2 separate regions of the Homo sapiens genome follow, and region 2 is linked to region 1. A link is a loop called in an ENCODE intact Hi-C map of the cell type or tissue named here. Cell type or tissue: chondrocyte. All regions are shown on one strand. Links, peaks and the distances in the headings refer to the core of each region. The heading gives the core; the rest is flanking DNA.

Region 1 (2,923 bases), core at 178-2,677:
AAACATAGTGAATATAAAGTAAATCACCTTCCATGATTCTGTAACTGGTGGGTGACAACACATGAATAGTATGTGGGGAGAGGGATATGTGGATAAGCTGGGGAAGCCACAGGGGCACATTGTCCCAAAATGTACATTTTGTAAGCATAAAATGTATAAAATAAAAATGGGAGGAAGAAGATTCTCTAAACTGATGAGTTTATGGACCTTCTTGAGAATAGTGATTTTAAAGCCCTCTTAGTTCCCCATGTAACCCTAATGTCCATGTAGGTGAGCTGGGGCATAGAGGTTGTGCCATGTGTGTGGAACAGATGGACAGATACCTTTGTCTCTTTGGCCTTCAGGGTCTCCAGGCCCAGAACAGCCAGATACTCTAGGCTGGTCACTTCCAGATCTAAGGGTATCATTCATTTACCTCAAAGTATCAAAACAAATAGCATGTTCGATGTATGCCGTATGAAAAAACCTGGGAAGCACTTTAACATACTTGCCCTGTTCTGTTCATTTCAGTCAGCATCTCTTGACACTCAACTGTTAATTCTCTTCCTTTCACTTGTATTGCTCTTTTCTCTCTTTGTTCTGGGAGCAAAGGAGGGAGGGTCAAAGGCCCCTGTGGAGCAGGCAGGTTAAGTAAATATTTGTTTGTGGATTTAAAAATTCTGACCTTAGGGATGGAGTGGATATCCTTGCTTTACTTATACAATTTTAGATAAACAGTAATTTTGATGCTGTGTTATGGTGATTTTCTAGCTTAAGTTTCCAATCAAGTAGTAACTTTTTGGAAAGAAGGAGTGTTTGCTCAGATGATAGGAGGGTGTTGAGAGGGAAGATGGAGATTGAAGCCGGGTGTTTTTGATGTTGCAGATGTTTATTTTTTCGTGTAGAGTTCTACCCGCTGGAGCCAACTTCATGAAAATAGAAAGTTTCCAGCATAGTACTGACACGTAATTGACACGAATCTTTTGGATTGAATTGAAGAATAAAATAATAAAATTTGTTGTTTTTTAAATTCAAAAGATAATTTCTTCTATACCCAGTAAGACTTTAAACTCAATGCAGCACTAATCTCACTGCTTCTGCAGCCCCTTCCTGAAAGGGAAGAATTGAGGATTTTCCTCTGTGTGTAGTATAATCTATCAAATTTAGCATGAAGACACTGAAGACAAAGGCTTTGAGAATTTAACAGTATGGAAGAGTTTTGCTGCCACCCAATGGACAAGCGTAATATTTTTTCATTATTCAGTAATAAACAATTTCCTCTTACCTCACTGAACATTCATATACAACTGTAGTAATTATTTCAACAAACATACTTGAATTGCAAATTACTTTTTAACTTTTAATATTACTGGTGTATGTGGTTGTGTATATGTGTGTTGAGGCAGTAGGAATGCAGTGTGTATGAGAAAATAGTTTGGCTAATTTTAATTGAAGCATACTGAATTGTTTTCTATAATTTTGTCTAAATAAAATTTAATAAAGGTTTCGGGGCACAACAGATGACTTATAATTACTGAGCTTTTTAGCTCAAAGAACTCTGAGAAATTCTAATAAACCTATGAGTGAAATGAAGAATTAGAAATAAGTGGGGAGACTGGGGAAATAAACAGGTTGAAATTAAGAAAACCGGGAAAGACACTCTGTTTGTGTGCATGTGTGCGTGCCTCTGCGTGCATGCATTTGTGCACACATGAGAGAGGCATATTTGACCACTGAGCTAAAAATATTAATAGTTGCTTTTGTCTGCTTTTACATTGTATTTCTTTAGAGTACAGGCAGGGGTTTATTTTTGCCTCTTTTACTCACTGATGAAGAATGCCTGGTGTATTGTAAATGTTGATAAATATTTATTGGATGGAAAGCATGTGTCTACATGAACTCTAGAAAACAGAAGAAACAAAATGACTCATAATCCCACTTATAATACAAACAACATTAGTATTTTGAAGACACATAACTATGTAGCTTGCAGTTTACAAGCTCTGTTCTGTTCCTTCAGTAACCTGTGAGGGTTGGAGGAAGGTTTGGTTGTAAAATGTCTCATCCACATATTTTTTCTGGGATATTTTCCAGATTCCAGGATCTCCCTCCATTACCAGTTTCTCTGTGGGTCATGCTCTGGCATTTCTATTCATCCATTCACCTATTCTGAGGTGTGGTTGCCCCAATATTATTACATACTTTTTTCCATTGGATCCATGAGACCTCTTGTCTACTTTCATCCTTCATCCTCCACAAAGGCATCACACCTGATTTTCTAAAAATATGTGACCTCTTTATTTTAGGATGAGAGAAATTTTAGAAAGGAATTACAAGGTTAAAAGGGACCATATTAAAGTCCTAGTTAACCTGGAGTTTTCCTCAAATCTCACAAGTTAAGGAACCAAAATAACGTAGGGCTTCCTAAGAACGGGACGTCATGGATGACTCCCATTCCACCTTCCAAAGATGCGCAGCCAGTCCTCACCTTTAAACCCCTGTGTGCCCTCCAGCTCCAAACATTCCATTCCTGAACATTCTCCATTCAATACTCTACTATCTTCCCTTGCAAAACCTCTACTGCTTTTCACAGGAAGGATCATCACTCCTTGGATCCACCTGAGTCTGAGATTCTGGGATTCGAACTGGTGGACGTTGATGCTCTTCTTCAGCCCTCTAAGAAACAGTGAACGTAGATCCTCCTTGCAGGGCTTTCTTTTTAATCCTTTCACTATGAGAACATGGGTCTGCCATTCTCTTTATTAGCTGACTTATGATCTAAGGTACCTTTCCCAAGAGCAAATGCCTAGGATTGGCGATGGGAGGTGAAAATATGTGCATTACCATTCAGATGTGCAAGAAAAAAAAGTAACAAAGTAACCAGTTTATTTTCTTTATTTTGAAATCATTTTGCTTACAAACCCCCGTCTTTACCAGTGGGGAT
Region 2 (2,923 bases), core at 405-2,904, 1.2 Mb before region 1:
TAATCAGTCTAGCTAGAGGTTTGAAAATTTTACTGATCTTCTCTTAATAAGGATCTGTATAAGAATAAGGAGTTAGCAATATGAAGGTCTGGGGACAGGCAAGAGCACTTGCACAGTTCCTGCAAAGGGGAGATCTTGGCATTTTCAAAGACAATAAACTGTAAGTGGCCAAGAATGGAAGCATGGAGGAGAGCAGTTATGAGACTATGGCAATATAAATCAGAGAAAGATGATGTTGTCTTGGACCACTGCAGTGGCTAATGAGGTGATGAAAAGTGATCAGAAGCAGATTATGAAGGCAGGGCTAATAGGAGCTGCCGGTGACTTGTACTTGGAATGACAGAGAAGAGTCATGAATTATGCCTAGTCTTAAGCCTGAGTAATGTGGTTAATGGTGGCTTTATGAAATAGGGAAGACTGAGAGGAGCAGATTTGGGTTATTATGCAGGTAAGTGCAGTGGAGATGAGACATCAACAGTTCGGATTTAGATGTAATGAAGAATTTGAATTCGAATGGTTAATTCAAATAATTTGTTGTTGCCACGTATGTGTGTATGTGGGGGTTTTGGGTGGCGTTGTTGTTGTTGTTGTTGTTGTTGTTGTTGTTGTTGTTGAGACAGGGTCTCACTCTGGTTGCCTAGGCTGGAGTGCAGTGGCACAATCTCGGCTCACTGAAGCCTTGATCTCCCAGGCTCAGGTGATTCTCCCACCTCTGAAGTAGCTGGGATTACAGTTGTGCAGACCACATCCAGCTAATTTTTTTTTTTTTTTTTTTTTAAGTAGAGGTAGAGGCAGGGCTTTCCTCTGTTGCCCAGGCTGGTCTCGAACTCCTGGATTCAAGCAATCCACCTGCCTTAGCCCCCCAAGTGGTAAGATTACAGGCCTGAGCCACCACACCTGGCTAGTTGTATATATTTTTTTATGTTTGCTTAAGTTATCCAGGAAATTCAATCTTTACCTCATAAAGATTGTCTATCTAATGAAGCCACTATGTAAGGGATATTCAAGGTAGAGGAGGCAATCTTTTACAACTGATTTAGCATATAATTTCACATAAAACATTCAAATTATAATATACCATGAAATATAAGAAACAGATATATATGAATTGTGCTAACAAGGACATAGGTGTGAAGTGTTCAGATTTCAGGGTATAACCTTATGCTAACAAACCTTACAGAGAAATAGTCTATTGGTAGGTTGTATATGTAATGTGAATAACCAATAAAAACTTTCTTGGTAAGATCAAAACATGGAACTCTGAAATTATTTATTTTTCTTTTCCAAAGTTCTTTGTGTATAAATCAGATCTTGAGGACGACTCAGGAAAATTGGGCTCAGAGTCTCAGACCTCCTTTAAAACAGACCATGATGTTATGTTCAGCCCAAGTAGAGCTGATAAAATCTGGTGTCCTTGGAATAGGCCCAGAAGGTGACTAACTTCCAGGAGTAGAAGGATTGAATCTCTAATTTTGGGAAATGATAAACTACAGAGAAACCACTATCCTCTCCCAGAAAGTACTCTTAAGAGAATATTAAGCTGGTTAATCTATTGGACTTATCTCTTTTCTAATTATATATAGTAAGTCTCCCAGTCAGAATAAAATTCTTTCAGTCTCAGACTAAAGTAGAATCATAATAGAATACATTAAGGAATGAAGTTTTTAAATTTACATTTTTGTTTCAGCAATCCTCTAAATAAAATGTAATAAGCATTTAGTATTAGCAAATCCTTTGAGGGCAGGGACCTTATTTGTGTCATTCATTACTATATTCCTAGCATAAGCATAGTGTGGGTACACTGATAATTTTCTAGATGAATATGTATATTAGTGAACTTCATAGTAGAAAGCGTGGCTTATTTCATGTATTTTTAATACATTTATTCACTAGAGGGTGCTGTGTAAGCATTCAGCACTTTAAAAGTGTCATCTCTTTCACTTGTACTTACTTGCAGGAAGGTTGGATTTTTAAATCACCTGATTTAGCAAAAGCTTTCATTTCTTTTCGTTTTCAAAGCAGTACTGGTGGTATTGTGTATGGTTAAATTAATGAAAATGAGAGATTAATGGCAGCATTAACACAAATGTTTCCTTTCTTCCTCCTCCTTAGGAGACTTATGACCCCAATCATGTATGCTGCTCGAGATGGTCACACCCAGGTTGTTGCTCTCCTTGTTGCTCATGGAGCAGAAGTTAATACCCAGGATGAGAATGGTTACACTGTGAGAAACATTTTTACAATGTTTCTTTTTGTTTCTGTTATTATCAGTAATCTACAAAAAAAGAATTTTAAGAAGTAATAATTACAAAAGGGCTGGAATATAATTGCTATCTGGTGAAAAAAAGCAACAGTTGAAATAGAAGGGTATGGTGACTCACACCTGTAATCCCTGCACTTTGGGAGGCCGAGGCAGGCGGATCATTTGAGGTTAGGAATTTGAGACCAGCCTGGCCAACATGGTGAAACCCTGTCTCTACTAAAAATACAAAAAATTAGCCAGGCATGGTGGCACGTGCCTTTAATCCCAGCTACTCAGGAGGCTGAGGCAGGAGAATCGCTTGAACCCAAGAGGCAGAGGTTGTAGTGAGCCAAGATCGCACCACTGCACTTCAGCCTGGGCAACAAGAGCGAAACTCCATCTCAAAAAAAAAGAAAAGAAAAGAAATAGAAATGAGGAATTAACTGACTCTCGTAGTCCTTACTCTTGATTAAAAAAAAAAATTGTAACACACAGCAAAATCTGGGCTCTAAAATATACATAAGAATTATTTTTTGTAGAAAACCCTTCAGTGATTGGCAAATAAATCATTTTATTCCTTAACATCAGTTAATTGTATAAAACACTGGTTTTAAAAAATCAATGAGCTTTGCAGTCAGCTTTGCAATTACAACTTTGGAAATATGTTTACATTATATTGTA

Evidence for each region. Peaks named below come from ENCODE experiments on the same cell type or tissue, not always from the same donor. Only the 100,000 strongest peaks of a DNase experiment are listed, where the experiment ranks them.
Region 2: it touches region 1 in a loop (8-fold over the local background); 7 of 110 quality-filtered maps call a loop at or near these places.

The regions. Positions count from the first base shown.
Region 1 is chr7:116,171,509-116,174,431 of GRCh38, reverse strand. No RefSeq gene overlaps it. Among named protein-coding and RNA genes, the nearest start is that of TES, 38 kb to the left of the region's middle. In chondrocyte, for the core only: a CTCF peak has its summit at 1,206 (motif pointing left); no DNase peak of the experiment used is centred there.
Region 2 is chr7:117,384,999-117,387,921 of GRCh38, reverse strand. ASZ1 (ankyrin repeat, SAM and basic leucine zipper domain containing 1) reads left to right here. Exons shown (of 13, transcript NM_130768.3): 5 at 2,113-2,224. Among named protein-coding and RNA genes, the nearest start is that of ASZ1, 41 kb to the left of the region's middle. In chondrocyte, for the core only: CTCF peaks have their summits at 1,697 and 1,899 (motif pointing right); no DNase peak of the experiment used is centred there.